2 separate regions of the Homo sapiens genome follow, and region 2 is linked to region 1. A link is a contact called in ENCODE Hi-C data. All regions are on one chromosome and are shown on one strand. The core of a region is the stretch at or near the end of the contact, and the rest is flanking DNA. Distances in the headings are between cores, read along the strand shown. Region 1 holds the start of GABRB2 (gamma-aminobutyric acid type A receptor subunit beta2). Region 2 has its middle 200 kb from the start of LINC02159.

Evidence for each region. Hi-C counts contacts between places; a loop is a spot of excess contacts on that map. Pooled maps may share reads with other maps.
Region 2: a pooled map shows a loop between it and region 1 (2.5-fold over the local background). The contact joins the enhancer-like site here to the promoter of GABRB2 in region 1. A Hi-C loop is called at or near these places in 2 of 37 single-sample maps with no recorded cell type and 2 of 50 pooled maps.

The regions. Positions count from the first base shown.
Region 1 is chr5:161,541,597-161,547,974 of GRCh38, reverse strand. It overlaps GABRB2 (gamma-aminobutyric acid type A receptor subunit beta2), which reads left to right and starts at 1,250. Exons shown (of 10, transcript NM_001371727.1): 1 at 1,250-1,408; 2 at 1,562-1,653; 3 at 2,681-2,748. The coding sequence starts at 1,332.
Region 2 is chr5:161,137,333-161,144,133 of GRCh38, reverse strand. No RefSeq gene overlaps it. Among named protein-coding and RNA genes, the nearest start is that of LINC02159, 200 kb to the right of the region's middle. Within about 2 kb of position 4,892, at least 2 of the 41 ENCODE cell types and tissues checked have a DNase peak (open chromatin) inside an H3K27ac peak, as active enhancers do.

The sequences.
Region 1 (6,378 bases), core at 1-2,500:
GAGTCCCCGTCCCCTGTCCCGGACGAGGGGCCGGGGGCGCCAGCTCCGCACGCCGCGGGAGTGGGCGGCGAGCGCGGGCCTGCGAGGTAAGGAGGGATGGCGGCGGGTGGGGAGTGCGCCTGCACGTGTGTGCGCGCGGGTGCGCGCAGCGGAGGGGGCGCTGGGGGACCGGCCGGGGCGCGTCCCACCCGGCCACCTGCCCTTCCTGCTCTGTGCGGTCGCCCACGCCCTCCAGTCCCCCGCACCTGCGCTAGGGCGCCCGTCACCCGCATCCCTCACGCCTCCACGTCCCATCTCCCCCTCATGCAAACCCCACCCTGCCCACTAATAATTCCCACTGCAGAATCAGACCGAAACCTGGAGAGACAGCATTGCCTTTCTGCTCCCCTCGCCCCCCTCCCCTCCTGCTATAAATAACCCGGACTAGCGGGTCAGGAACGTCACACGGCGAGAAAACAGGACCCCGAGGTTTTCTTCTCTGGGAATAGGGGGCAAAGGGTGAGGAGAGGAGAAAGAAATCGCTCGTGAGTAGTGAAGAAAAGCTTGCTCTTTGACTACTAGAAGAGACCAGCCATTATTTTATTCTTTTCTTTCTCTTTCTTCCTTTTTTATTTTTCCGTGCCTTTCTTATTCTGTACCCGCCTCCCCAACCCCCCGCCCCAAATCCAACGGGTTGCTCAGCATTCCTCCCATTGGTTTTTTCCCTCCCTCCCGCTTCGACTCCCAACGCCCCCTCCCCCCTCCTCCCACCCGCTGCACAACCCCCGCCCCCCCCATCCCAGTCTCGCCCCAGGCAGGGCATGCTATTTGCCAAGGAAATAAAGTTCAAACTCCTTGCCCCGTGTCCGGCTGAGACCAGAAGTGGGCTTACCGGCACCTATCTTCCGCTGGCACGCCACACCTGCTCTCCTCTAATTTTCTAATCTGGTTTTGCATATTTAAAAGGACACACACACACACCAAAAACCCACAACCCGCTCGGTGCAAAACTGCCTCTTGCAACTACCGAAACTTACCAGACGCTGTAGTTATTTTGTCTTAACGAAAGGATAACAACAAAAATTTTATTCTGGATGCTGCTGTGGGGTGACTTTTCTATATTATTCAAATATGTATGTATTATACATATACATGTTTTTCCTTTTTCCCTTTTAATTTTTTTTTTTTTTTTTAAACAAGGAAATCTGCTCGGTCCCCGGCAGCCGCCGCTTCCCCTTTGATGTTTTGGTACGCCGTGCGCATGCGCCTCACATTAGAATTACTGCACTGGGCAGACTAAGTTGGATCTCCTCTCTTCAGTGAAACCCTCAATTCCATCAAAAACTAAAGGGATGTGGAGAGTGCGGAAAAGGGGCTACTTTGGGATTTGGTCCTTCCCCTTAATAATCGCCGCTGTCTGTGCGCAGAGGTAAGTGTGCCCAGCGTTTCTCTTTTCCGTTCTCACTTTGAAGGGTTCTGTCTGCATACCTCTGTGAGCAGGGAAATGTAGTAGGGATCCGATGCTGAAAACGCTATGCCTGCTTCCTTATTGATGCCTGCTTATTGTCATTTCTTTCTTTAGTGTCAATGACCCTAGTAATATGTCGCTGGTTAAAGAGACGGTGGATAGACTCCTGAAAGGCTATGACATTCGTCTGAGACCAGATTTTGGAGGTAATGGGGTTGCCTTGCAAATAAGTCCAGCCACAGCCGAAGCTGTCTTTTGAGCTTTGTGCGCGCTCTCTTCCCTCTCCCTAGTTGTGGGTGCATGTGGTGTCCTGAATGTGTCTCTATTTTACCATATTGAGAAACTGATCAAAACTTAAGCTGGATTATTGCTACCCACCACTTCCGTGGTCTTTCAATGAGACCCTCTTAGTGTGTACTCAAATTTGGTGACTGCTGTCTTTCAGCTTCACTGTTATGAATCCTTTGCTTCCCTGCCTTTGCTTTGTTGAGACACAAACCTCTTAAGTTTAGTTAATGGTGTGCCGAGAGAACCCGGCTTGCGGAAGGCCACCGTTAACATTTTTTAGGACAAGACGTGCAGGCAGTTGGTTGAGAGGTGGCGTTAACCCCCTGTGCCTGCCTACTTTGGAAGAGTTCTTCTGGCCAGGGTTACAGTGGCTCATGTCTGGATATAATCCACTCCTCCCAGCCTCACAGAAATGGGGAGGACTGGGGGATGGGAGGGTAGGGAGAAAATGGGAGGGTTAGAGAAGGTAGGGGAAAGAAGAATCTCTCTCTGGCTGCAGCCCTAGATATGCTGATAGACTCACTTAATATTGCTTCAGACTCTTATGAAGCTCAAAGAGTTAAAACCTGTGCACAGAAGGGGGTGGGAAAGACTGAGGAGGAGGGGGTTTCAGCGCAAAATATAAAAATCCCTTAGACTAGAAGGATTCTTGTGCTTCTGTGAGTTGTGTGCATTCACATGCTGAGACATATGCATATGTAGACAGAGCTGGAATCCCTTGTTCACAGCATACGTGTGTGCATATTCAATACAGCATTTGTTAGAGGAGTGTGTGCCTGCTACCTTTTTTTTTTTTTTTTTTAACAAAAAAAGCAGAGAATTGAAAAATTTGAGATTGAGTAGTGCAGAAGGGTTTTGGGCAGAGTGTCTTATGCTCAGGGATAACTCTTGCTGAGAATGAATGAAGTTCAAAGAAATCACGTGGCTGGCCGTCTTGCTTTGCAGGTCCCCCCGTGGCTGTGGGGATGAACATTGACATTGCCAGCATCGATATGGTTTCTGAAGTCAATATGGTGAGTATTGACATTTATGACTACTTCTTTGCAAACTTTCGTTTGGGGACAGGAAGGAGAAATGAGCCAGCTATTGGGGGTGGGGGTGTGCTTGGCTATGTGTATGAGGTGGGGGTGAGAGCATGGAATTTCACCCTAGAATACCCTGTGTTGAGGTTAGAGAGTTGACTCTTTCTGGTCCCTAAGGATTTTTTCAACCTGGTTCAGATACTTGGAGTAAAATGCATCACACATTCATGTGTAAAACGCAACCACGTGCAGGAGACCCCCTACAGAAGCCTCATCTCCTCAGGCTCAATGAGAAACCCAGTTCATTAAGTGATTTTCTGGATTTGATGTGGGGTCATGGGAAGAAGGGAGAGTTTTGATTTGACATTTAATGGAGAATATAGCCTACAAACAAAACTAATAAAGGCCCTGGAATACTGATGCCCACTCGTTGCTTTCAAAGATCACTGTTTACTGTTAATGGCAAGCCCCCATCCCCCATTCCTGCCCCAACTCCATTGTTTGCTGCTTGCTTTAATCCCTCCTGCCCACCAAAATAAAAATTGGCCATCCTGTTTCTAAAAGGTAGGCTCAGACCCATGTGTCATCCCCGTTCACTTTAGCAATTCATTCACCACATGTCCTAAGCTTGTACAGTTAATTGACAGCAGTACTCCTTAGTGGCTGCCTCCGTGGACTTGGGGCAAGTGTTAAGAGGAAAAAGCCTGTGTTCCCAACTAGGAAACACGTGTTGGGGGGTTTGCTTCAATCGGGAGCTCCCCCTGCTGCCCATATTGGAACACTGCAGACATGCAATGCGATGACAAGCGTCCCAGACGCCCCCACATACTTGGGGGCATTCCTCCAGTGACTTTTCTACTCTGTGTTTTTAAAATCTCATGCTTTGGAGAAGTCCCTCTAGATAGGCCACATTTTAATGTAGAATTCCAGTGTTACTTTCAGTCCTGATAGTACACAGCACGTTTCAGAAGGTTGTGTTTTGGCATAGTTCTGTCTAGAAATTGGATTAATTATTAAATAAAGGGGTATAGTATATAAACTTTTATGCAAAACATTTCTAAGCCACCCCTCAGGACTTGAAAATTAGTTCTCAACATTATATAAATTTCCATATTCCCAGAATTCAAACAAGAAGAAGCTCAGTAACCAACATAGTCCTCATACACTGTCTAAAGATAAGAGATAATCCCGAGATTTCATAAGATTCTGAAGCAAATGAATACTGTGCTTATACCTTATGAGTATGCAAGGGAATTCTGCTATTTCTGAAATGTTTTAATGACATTAATCTTCTCATATTCTAATTTAGAGAAAGTTTTTATCACATGCAATATAAACGCAGACTAAAGATAATATTGGATGTTTCAGAACCAAAAATTTCCCTCACATTATGAAAATCTGTGTGGTTAGAGAATGTTTCTTGGGATAGTATTTAATTTCTCAGATATACAAATATTCACTTTTGGTGAATTTGAAAGGTCTTTTATCAGTTTATATTTTGAGCTTCAGCATAAAAATAAAAGATGTCTTAATGTGGGTACCTTCTTATGTCTCAGGAATGTGAATCTAAATTATGCTGTTTAAAACAAAGTAATATAGAAATCAGGTGTGATTCTGTGCATCCTACACGTGATTGATTCAGACTCCTCTCTTTTGCATTTTGCTTTTTTTATGCTCTTCTCTCAGTCCCAAGTCTTATTTTACCACCACCTCCCTCTTTAGAGCATCACAAAATGAGATTTTGTGAAACATATCAAGAAAAATTTAGAACCCAAAGAGATAATCATGAGATGACTAGAGGTTGCTGCAGTAGGTTAGCTAATAACTTAAAGGTATTATATCCTAACATTGTTTAGAGTGGTAGAATTTTTATTTTTCTTTCCTTTAAGTTCTATTCATTTTTTGCCTACATGCAACATTTTGGAGAGATATCTGAGGTGGAAACAATGCCAAGACCTGCTAGTCAAAATATAGATCCAGTTAAGGCAAGGTGTCATCACTTAAAGCTATTTACTGTTGCTGAAAAATCATGAGATGTTGAAGTGCAAAAATGAATATCAGGTTGTAAATGGGACAACATTGCAACATTAATGATTAGAACCAAGTGTTGAAAATTCCAAGCCAGATTCCTTACTTAGCCTTATGCTACACCCATGGATTTGTCCAGCTAGATTGTCACTTGTTGAAAAATTAACATTTTTTTCAGCTTCCAACCTTAATAACCTAAAATTATCTTCAAAGAAATTTTTTTGTGATGTTTGTTTTATTTTTTAAAGATGATTATTTGTTTTGAAGCAACAGATGGGAAATTCCATCTCTGGTGTCTAAATAACAGATGTTTATGGTGTGTTGTACCCTGTATGTAGGTCTGAGTGTTAGGGCCTTTTGATTAGCTTCAGGTGTGAAAGAATGGTTGATTGGTTACTTAAATGAAACTTCAAAATTGATTTAACAGACACATTTATCCCTCATTATCCTTTGTGGACTGCAGTCTCTGGTAATTGTAACTTTCTCTTATGATATAGCATGTCTTTCTTTGAAGAATGGTAGGGAACCAGACCATTTAAATTGTCATTGACTCATTTGTACTGGACAAATAAATGTCCATGTCAGTGTGATGCTCCTTGTAAATCACAATGATAGAAAGACCCTGAAGTGAATCAGGAGTCTCAGATGCGAGTTCTACTTCTGATGCTTAGTCATCCTGAGGATATTCACAGATAGACTGGGCTCACTTTACTCATTCATTAAAGGGGAGTAATAGTCCCATTTTACCTATCTTGGGTGAATACCAGAATATAGATATACCTTGTTTTATTCTAGCTTGCTTTATTGTGCCTTGCAAACATTGCATTTTTATAAATTGAAGGTTTGTGGCAACCTTGAAATGAGCAAGTCTATAATGAGCCTGTTTCTCTAGTAGCATGTGTTCACTTTGTGTCTCTGTGTCACATTTTGGTAATTATCACAATATTTCAAATTGTTTCATTATTATTATATTTTCTGTGGTGATCAGTGATCAGTGATCTCTGATGTTACTATTGCAATTGTTTGGGGGCACCATGAACTGCACTGAGGTAAGACAGCAAACTTAATGGATAAATGTTGTGTGTGTTCTGACAGTTCCACCAATGGGTCATCCCCCTGTCCGTCTCCCTCTCTGTGAGGTTCCCTATTCCCTGAGACACAACAATATGGAAATTGGGCCAATTCACAGCCCTACAATGAGAGTTGCACATCTCTCACTTTAAATCAAAAGCTAGAAATGATTAAGATCAGTGAGGAAAGTGTGTCAAAAGCTGGGACAGGCAGATAGCTAGGTCTCTTGCTCAAAGCAGCCAAGTTTTGAATGCAAAGGAGGAGTCAATGAAGGAAATTGAAAGTGGTAGTCCAGTGAACACATGAAAGATAAGAAAATGGAAAAGGCTTACTGATGATATGGAGAAAGTTTTAGTGCTCTTGATAGAAGATCAAACTAGTCACAACATTCCCTTAGAGACAAAGCCAGATTACCAGAACAAGACCCTAACTGTATTTGATTCTATGAAGGCTTAGGAGATGCAGAAGAAATGCTGGAAGCTAGCAGAGGCTGCTTTAGGATGTTTATGGAAACAAGCTGTC
Region 2 (6,801 bases), core at 3,643-6,142, 410 kb after region 1:
GGGTATATGCCCAGTAATATGATTGCTGGGTCAAATGCTAATTCTGTCTTCAGGTCTTTGAGGAATTGCCATACTGTCTTCCACAATAGTTGAACTAGTCTACATTCCCATCAACAGTGTAAAAGCATTCCTTATTCTGCACAACCTCTCCAGCATCTGTTGTTTCTTGACTTTTTAATATTCACCATTCTGACTGGCGTGAGATGGTGTCTCCTTGTGGTTTTGATTTTTTTGACTTGCATTTCTCTAATAATCAGTGTATTATTCCATTTTCATGCTGCTGATAAAGACATACATGAGAGTGGGAAGAAAAGGAGGTTTAATGAACTTACAGTTTCATGTGGCTAGGGAGGCCTCAGAATCATGGCAGAAGGTGAAAGTCGCTTCTTACATGGTGGCAGCAAGAGAGAATGAGGAGAAAACAAAAGCGGAAACCCTCAGATCTTGTGAGACATATTCATATTCACTACCACAAGAACAATATGGGGGAAACCACCCTCATGATTCAATTATCTCCCACTGGGTCCCTCCCACAACACGTGAGAATTATGGGAGCTACAAGATGAGATTTGGGTGGGGACACAGAGCCAAGCCATATCATTCTGCCCCTGACCTCTCCCAAATCTCATGTCCTCACATTTCAAAACCAATCATGCCTTCCCAAAAGGCCCCCAAAGTCTTAACTCATTTCAGCATTAACCCAAAAGTCCACAGTCCAAGATCTCATCTGAGACAAGGCAAGTCTTTTTCAACTATGAGCCTGTAAAATCAAAAGCAAGTTAGTTACTTCCTAGATACAATGCGGTACAAGCATTGGGAGAAATTGGCCAAAATAAAGCAGCTATAGGCCCCACGCAAGTCCGAAATCCAGTGAAATCTTAAACCTCCAAAATGATCTCCTTTGACTTCATGCCTCACTTCCAGGTCACACTGATGCTAGAGGTGGGTTCCCATGGTCTTGGGAAGCTCTGCCTCTGTGGCTTTGCAGGGTATAGCCTCCCTCCTGCCTGATAGATATCTATCAGGTCCATTTGATCCAGAACCGAGTTCAGGTACTGAATATCTTTGTTAATTTTCTGTCTCAATGATCTGTCTAATATTGTCGGTGGGGTATTAATATTTCCCAAAATTATTGTATCAGGATCTAAGTCTGTTTGAAGCTCTCTGAGAACTTGCTTTATGAATCTGAGTGGTCCTGTGTTGGGTGCATATATATTTCAAATAGTTAGCTCTTCTTGTTGAATTAAACTCTTTACTATTATGTAATGCTTTTCTTTGTCTTTTTTTATCTTTGCCAATTTAAAGTACTTTTGTCAGAAACGAGGATTGCAATGCCTAGTTTTTTATGTTTTCCTTTTGCTTTGTAAATTTTCCTCTCTCCCTTTATTTTGATCCTGTATGTCTTTGCATGTGAGATTGGTGTCTTGAATACAGCATACCAATGGGTCTTTCTTGGTTCTTATCCAGCTTGCTACTCTATGTCTTTTAATTGGGCCATTTAGCTTGTTTACATTTAAAGTTAGTATTGTTATGTGTGGATTTTATCCTGTCATCATGATGCTAGCTGGTTATTTTGCAGACTTGTGTATGTGGTTGCTTTATAGTGTCCCTGGTCTGTGAACTTCAGTGTTTTTGTAGTAGGTGGTAATGGTTTTTTTTTTTTTTTTATACTTTAAGTTTTAGGGTATATGTGCACAATGTGCAGGTTAGTTACATATGTATACATGTGCCATGGTTTTTACTCTTCATACTTTCATACTTTGCAAGAGCTCTTGTAAGGCAGGTCTGGTGGTAACAAATTCACTAGGCATGCGTTTATCTGAAAATAATCTTATTTCTCCTTCACTTATGAAGTTTAGTCTGGCTGGATGTAAAATTCTGGGTTGGAATTTCTTTTCTTTAAGAATGTTGAATATTGGCCCCCAATCTTTCTGGCCTGTAGAGTTTCCACAGAGAGGTCTGCTGTTAGTCTGATGGGCTTCCCTTTGTAGATGACTTGGCCTCTTTGGCTGCCCTTAACATTTTTCTTGTATTTCAACCTTGGAGAATCTGATGATTATGTGTCTTGGGGATAAATAATGGAATTAAATGGAAATCAGCACACTTCTATTAATAATAACCAAGGACTGCTTCTTTATTTAGAATTTGTCATCTTGTAATAACAAGGAAACTTGTTCAAAATATAAATCCCTTAAATAATACTATACTTAACCTAGGTCTTCAAAATTTCAGTGCTAGATGGTACTCCAGAATTTAGTGTCAACCCTAACGATTCAAAAGGAAAAAGTGAAGCCAGGAGAGGCTAGGTGACACCTGGGAAGTTCAAGGGCTGGATTCATTATCATGTTTGCCTTCTGCATAAACATCATTCTGTTACTTCCATGTTTCTTGCTCTCTTATCAACCAGCAAGTATTTTTTGAATACCTAACATATGTATGAATTTTTACTAGATGTTGGAGAAAATGAAAAAGACAGATTACTCCTTTGGTTAAAAAAAGCTTTTATATTAGATAATACAGGGAGGAATTTTGACATTACCCCCTTTTATCAGATAAGGAAACTTTTTAGTGAAAAATGTCCTCTTTGTGCTGTCTCACATGCTTTTAGTAGGCTCTTCTGTTAAAATAATAAAAAATTAAAAGGCAAGCATTCTTTCCACAGGAAACAGGATATCTTGAATAACATCAGGAGGGTATTTTACTAAAATTATCCAAGGAAGAGGACAGGGTATAAGAGCACAGAGCCAAGTTGTCAGACTTCTGAAGCAATAGGAACAACTCTGGGGGTGGGAAAAACAACAAATACAGAATAAGGTCACATATCTTCTTAAAAGCCTATTAATTACCCAAATCTCTTGCTTCAAATTTACAGGCCACTGGGGGCTTACTCCAGCCAAGTGGGTTAAATCCATTTCCACACAAAATAATTAGAAAATGTTATCTTTCTACTGAAAGATTCCTGGGTTTGACTTACAGGAGCTTCTATTACTGCCACACAGTGTGAGTACTGAAAATTAGTCCGCGTAGTATAATTTGCCAGGATTCTGTGCTGCACCATTGTTTCTGCAGTTCCCTGCCTCTGTGTAAGCTCTTTACATTATGCTCACTGGTTCGGCCAGTGTCCCTAAGCTTGTTCTAAGTGCTAGGATGCTGGTCGCTGTCCAAACTAGCTTTTTCTTCATAACTGTCTATTTCCTCACCAAATTAGATTTTTCTTTCCTCATGATGAATTCCATTTTGAAGGCCCTTGTTTTTTTTGTTTTCGATAGCAAAACTTTTGTAGTACCATTTTAATTTATCAGATAATTTCTAATAACTTCTCCAAAAAGTAAGAGGTTGGTTTCCATACCTTCCCTCTCAAAAGGCTCATTTGAGCCATAGAAAACAACAATCTTCCTCCCTAGCCGAGCTCGGAGGCTGTCAAGATTATGTTACACAGTCCCCACAAGTGCTATGGACCTCTGTATCTAGGCTTCACCTCAGAAAAGCCAGTCAGATTCTTCCCACAACAAAGAAAGCTGCTCTAAGACTCACCATCTTCAAAGAAGCCAATTGGAAACTTTAAAATCACAGCTTTTCTCTGAAACAAAATAAGCACCATATAACAATGAAGACCAGGAAGACTTCCATGAAGCTTAAAAACAGTGTTTTGAATAAATAAAAAGTAATTCTAGATTTTAAACCAGGAAGTAACTATGTGGAATTTTCTCAAAGCAGAGACTTTAAATAAGTTCAAAACATGTTCTTAGAAGAGAGACTTCAAATAGGGATTGGCTAAACTGGGAAAATGACTTCACATTTTGACAGAAACAGAGATGGACAATCTATATTCACATCAGGCAAATGATAAGATTCAATGTAATTCAAATTGAGTTAATAATTTTTGAGACTGACTTAGCACAAATTCCATACCAGGCACTCTGCTCAGATAAAGACAATATAAATGCCATGCTATAGAGACTTGTGGAGCCCAAGTAGTATAATTCTAGCTTGTTTATCCTTAGAGAGAGGATTAAGTGAACAAAGCTGTAGAGACTCAACAGAACCTTTCTCAAAGTGTATTCTAGATTGTTGTAGTAACAGCAAAGTAATTTCAGAAACTTTGGATGCAACAGAATTAAACAGGTTATTTTACTGCGAGACTTTATAATGTGCTGTGTAAAGCTCCAAGATGAGTACAGAATATGCAAAGTTCCCTCTATGTGCTATCTGAGAAACTGCCCTGCCTTCTTTGGGGGCAGATTTCAATGCTTGGGAATTGTAGACATTGCTTCTTTTTCCCTACCTATAATATTTTGGGACAGAAAGAAGACCCTGACCTTACTGCTGATACCAGCAAAGGAGAGAGTATAGCAACTTGTTAATATCCATTAGCTTCTTTGCCTGATTATGCAGTTACTTCAAGGTTTTGATTAATGGAACCATTATTGGAATTAACAGTACTTGGTTCTTTCTCAAGCAAGCAGCACATTACTCCTGAAGGTGGACTCATTAATCTTTCTTACTTTGTTTCCTTTTACCCTGCTTCTTTATAAATATCTACCCATACCATTTTGGGAGGTCTTTCGTTTGGACAAATATGACCACTGGAAAATATCCTTCAACAGAGATAAGAAGTACATATGATTCCCTCATATATAAACACACTCCTAATATACTTCTCCAATTATAAGACCCAATTTGAACAAAGTAAATTATTTCAAGTCTGTGTGTTAAAGGGATGAACTTACACAGCTGGAAAAGCTAGGATATGAATGTATATAAACTGTTTTTCAGTCAGTTGCCTGGTCAACAGAAAAATGCAAAATAAGTTAAAATGAGAGGGGAAGGAACAGAATACCCAGCTCCGATTCTGGAAACAAAGAGTTCTCTTTTTGTGAGACAACAGAAACTTGTGAGTGTTGGACTGTGGAGAAGCAGGTGTTGCTGGAAATAAGAGAAGAGAAAAACTGAAAGAAACCTTCAAAACAACCCAAGTTAGTCCACTTATATAAAGAATTAAAAAATATAAGACTTTCTTGGGTGTGGTTAAGGGGAATACTTGGGATCACTTATATAATCAGCAAGAGACCTAGAGCTAAAAATCTGTGCTAATGTGCCATACATTATTCTTTAGCCTCGACAGCAACTATCTGAAAGGATTTGCTATCCTATTTCTCTGACATGAAAGGCTTAGGTCCTTTTAAAATTGGTTTCACTTTGTTCTTTCTCATCTCAGTAAATGTCATCACTATCAACCTGTGCATATCACCAACCAAGAACTCATTCTTGATTTCTCAGTACTTTCACTCAATTTATCCTCCATTGTTATTGGCTCAGCCTTCAAAATAGATCCTTCAAGGTACAATCATTTCTACTGATAACACTAAGCTACATATCTGTCTTGGATTGTTTATAATTTTCCTCCCTGCCTACATGCTTCATACTGAGAATCTACACGCCACATAAAAACCAGAGTGATATTTTTTAAATATCTGGCAAATGTTTCAAACTAGTTCTCCATAAGAAAGTAAAGCCCTAGTTTGTAAGTTTGCTGGTTCCCATCGTATAAATAATCCCAATATACTTGACTTCAAACTAATATAACTGAAAGCGGAGTTGGGAAGAAATGAGAGTATTTTCCATGCTCATAAACTAATGTGAGTCAGTTCTAGGATATCACTGTCTGTACCAAAATTATTTCAGCTGTAAGTTACAGGAAATTGAACTTATATATAAATCAGAGAGGGTCTTTTCATTCATGTGTTTGAGAATGTGTGGGGAGGGCTGCATTCTGGCATTGCTGGATTTGGGTGCTCAAATGTTGTATCAGAAACTTTGATGCTTTCATTCATTCATTTATTCACTGATATTTTCAAAAAAAATCTGTTGAATACACATTCCGTGTCAGATGCTATTCTGGTGCTGAGTACATAGTGGTAGGGTAGACATAGCTCTGCCTTCATGAAGTTATGTTCAAGTGGTAGGGACAATCAGTAAACAAATAAATATATAATATCATAGGGAGTGATAAGTGCTATGAGGAACAATAAAATAAGGTTAAGGAAAAATGAGTTATAGTGAGATTTTAGGCTGGACTAGAACAGATCAGGGAGATGACAATGAGTAGGAGGTGAGCCATAGAAATACCTTCAGGAGAGCAGCCCAAGTGAAGAGAACAGCAGGTGTACAGGTGCCAGGGCTGGAACGCGCACATAGCATACCTGCATTTGGAGGAGTATCAGGCAGTTCTGCCTGGTTGTAGCCAAATGAGTGAGAGTGGTAAAAAAGAAATTTGGGAGGGAAAAGAAACTAGTACCTGTATGAACTTGTTGCTAGAGTAAGTAGTTTGGGTTTTCCTACAAAACTGATGCAAAACCATTGGAGGTTTTGAGCACTGAAGTACATGACCTGATTTATATTTTAAAATAACTCATCTGCCTGCTGATTAGTATTGTCTGAGGGAAACAAGGCACTCCGAGAACAGGATACTCAGTTAGGGGGCTATGGTTATTATCCAAGTGAGAGATGAACAAAGAAAACGCTTAAAGGTAGAGAGAGCGAGGTTGTCAGATTTGTGACCAACAGTACTTACCAATGGACTAGATGTACAGTGTAAGAGAAAAAGAGGAACGAAGATTGACTATGATATTTCAGAATCTAACCAGAAAAAAATATTTGTGAGTGTATTCTGAGATTCACAGAAATGCATATTAGACCATCTCAGGGGACAAGTCAGGGATGACAGTAAAAACATGGTAATTATTCATGAGTAGCAAGACGATGTTTAAAGCCATGCACATCGAGTGTAAGTGGAGAAGA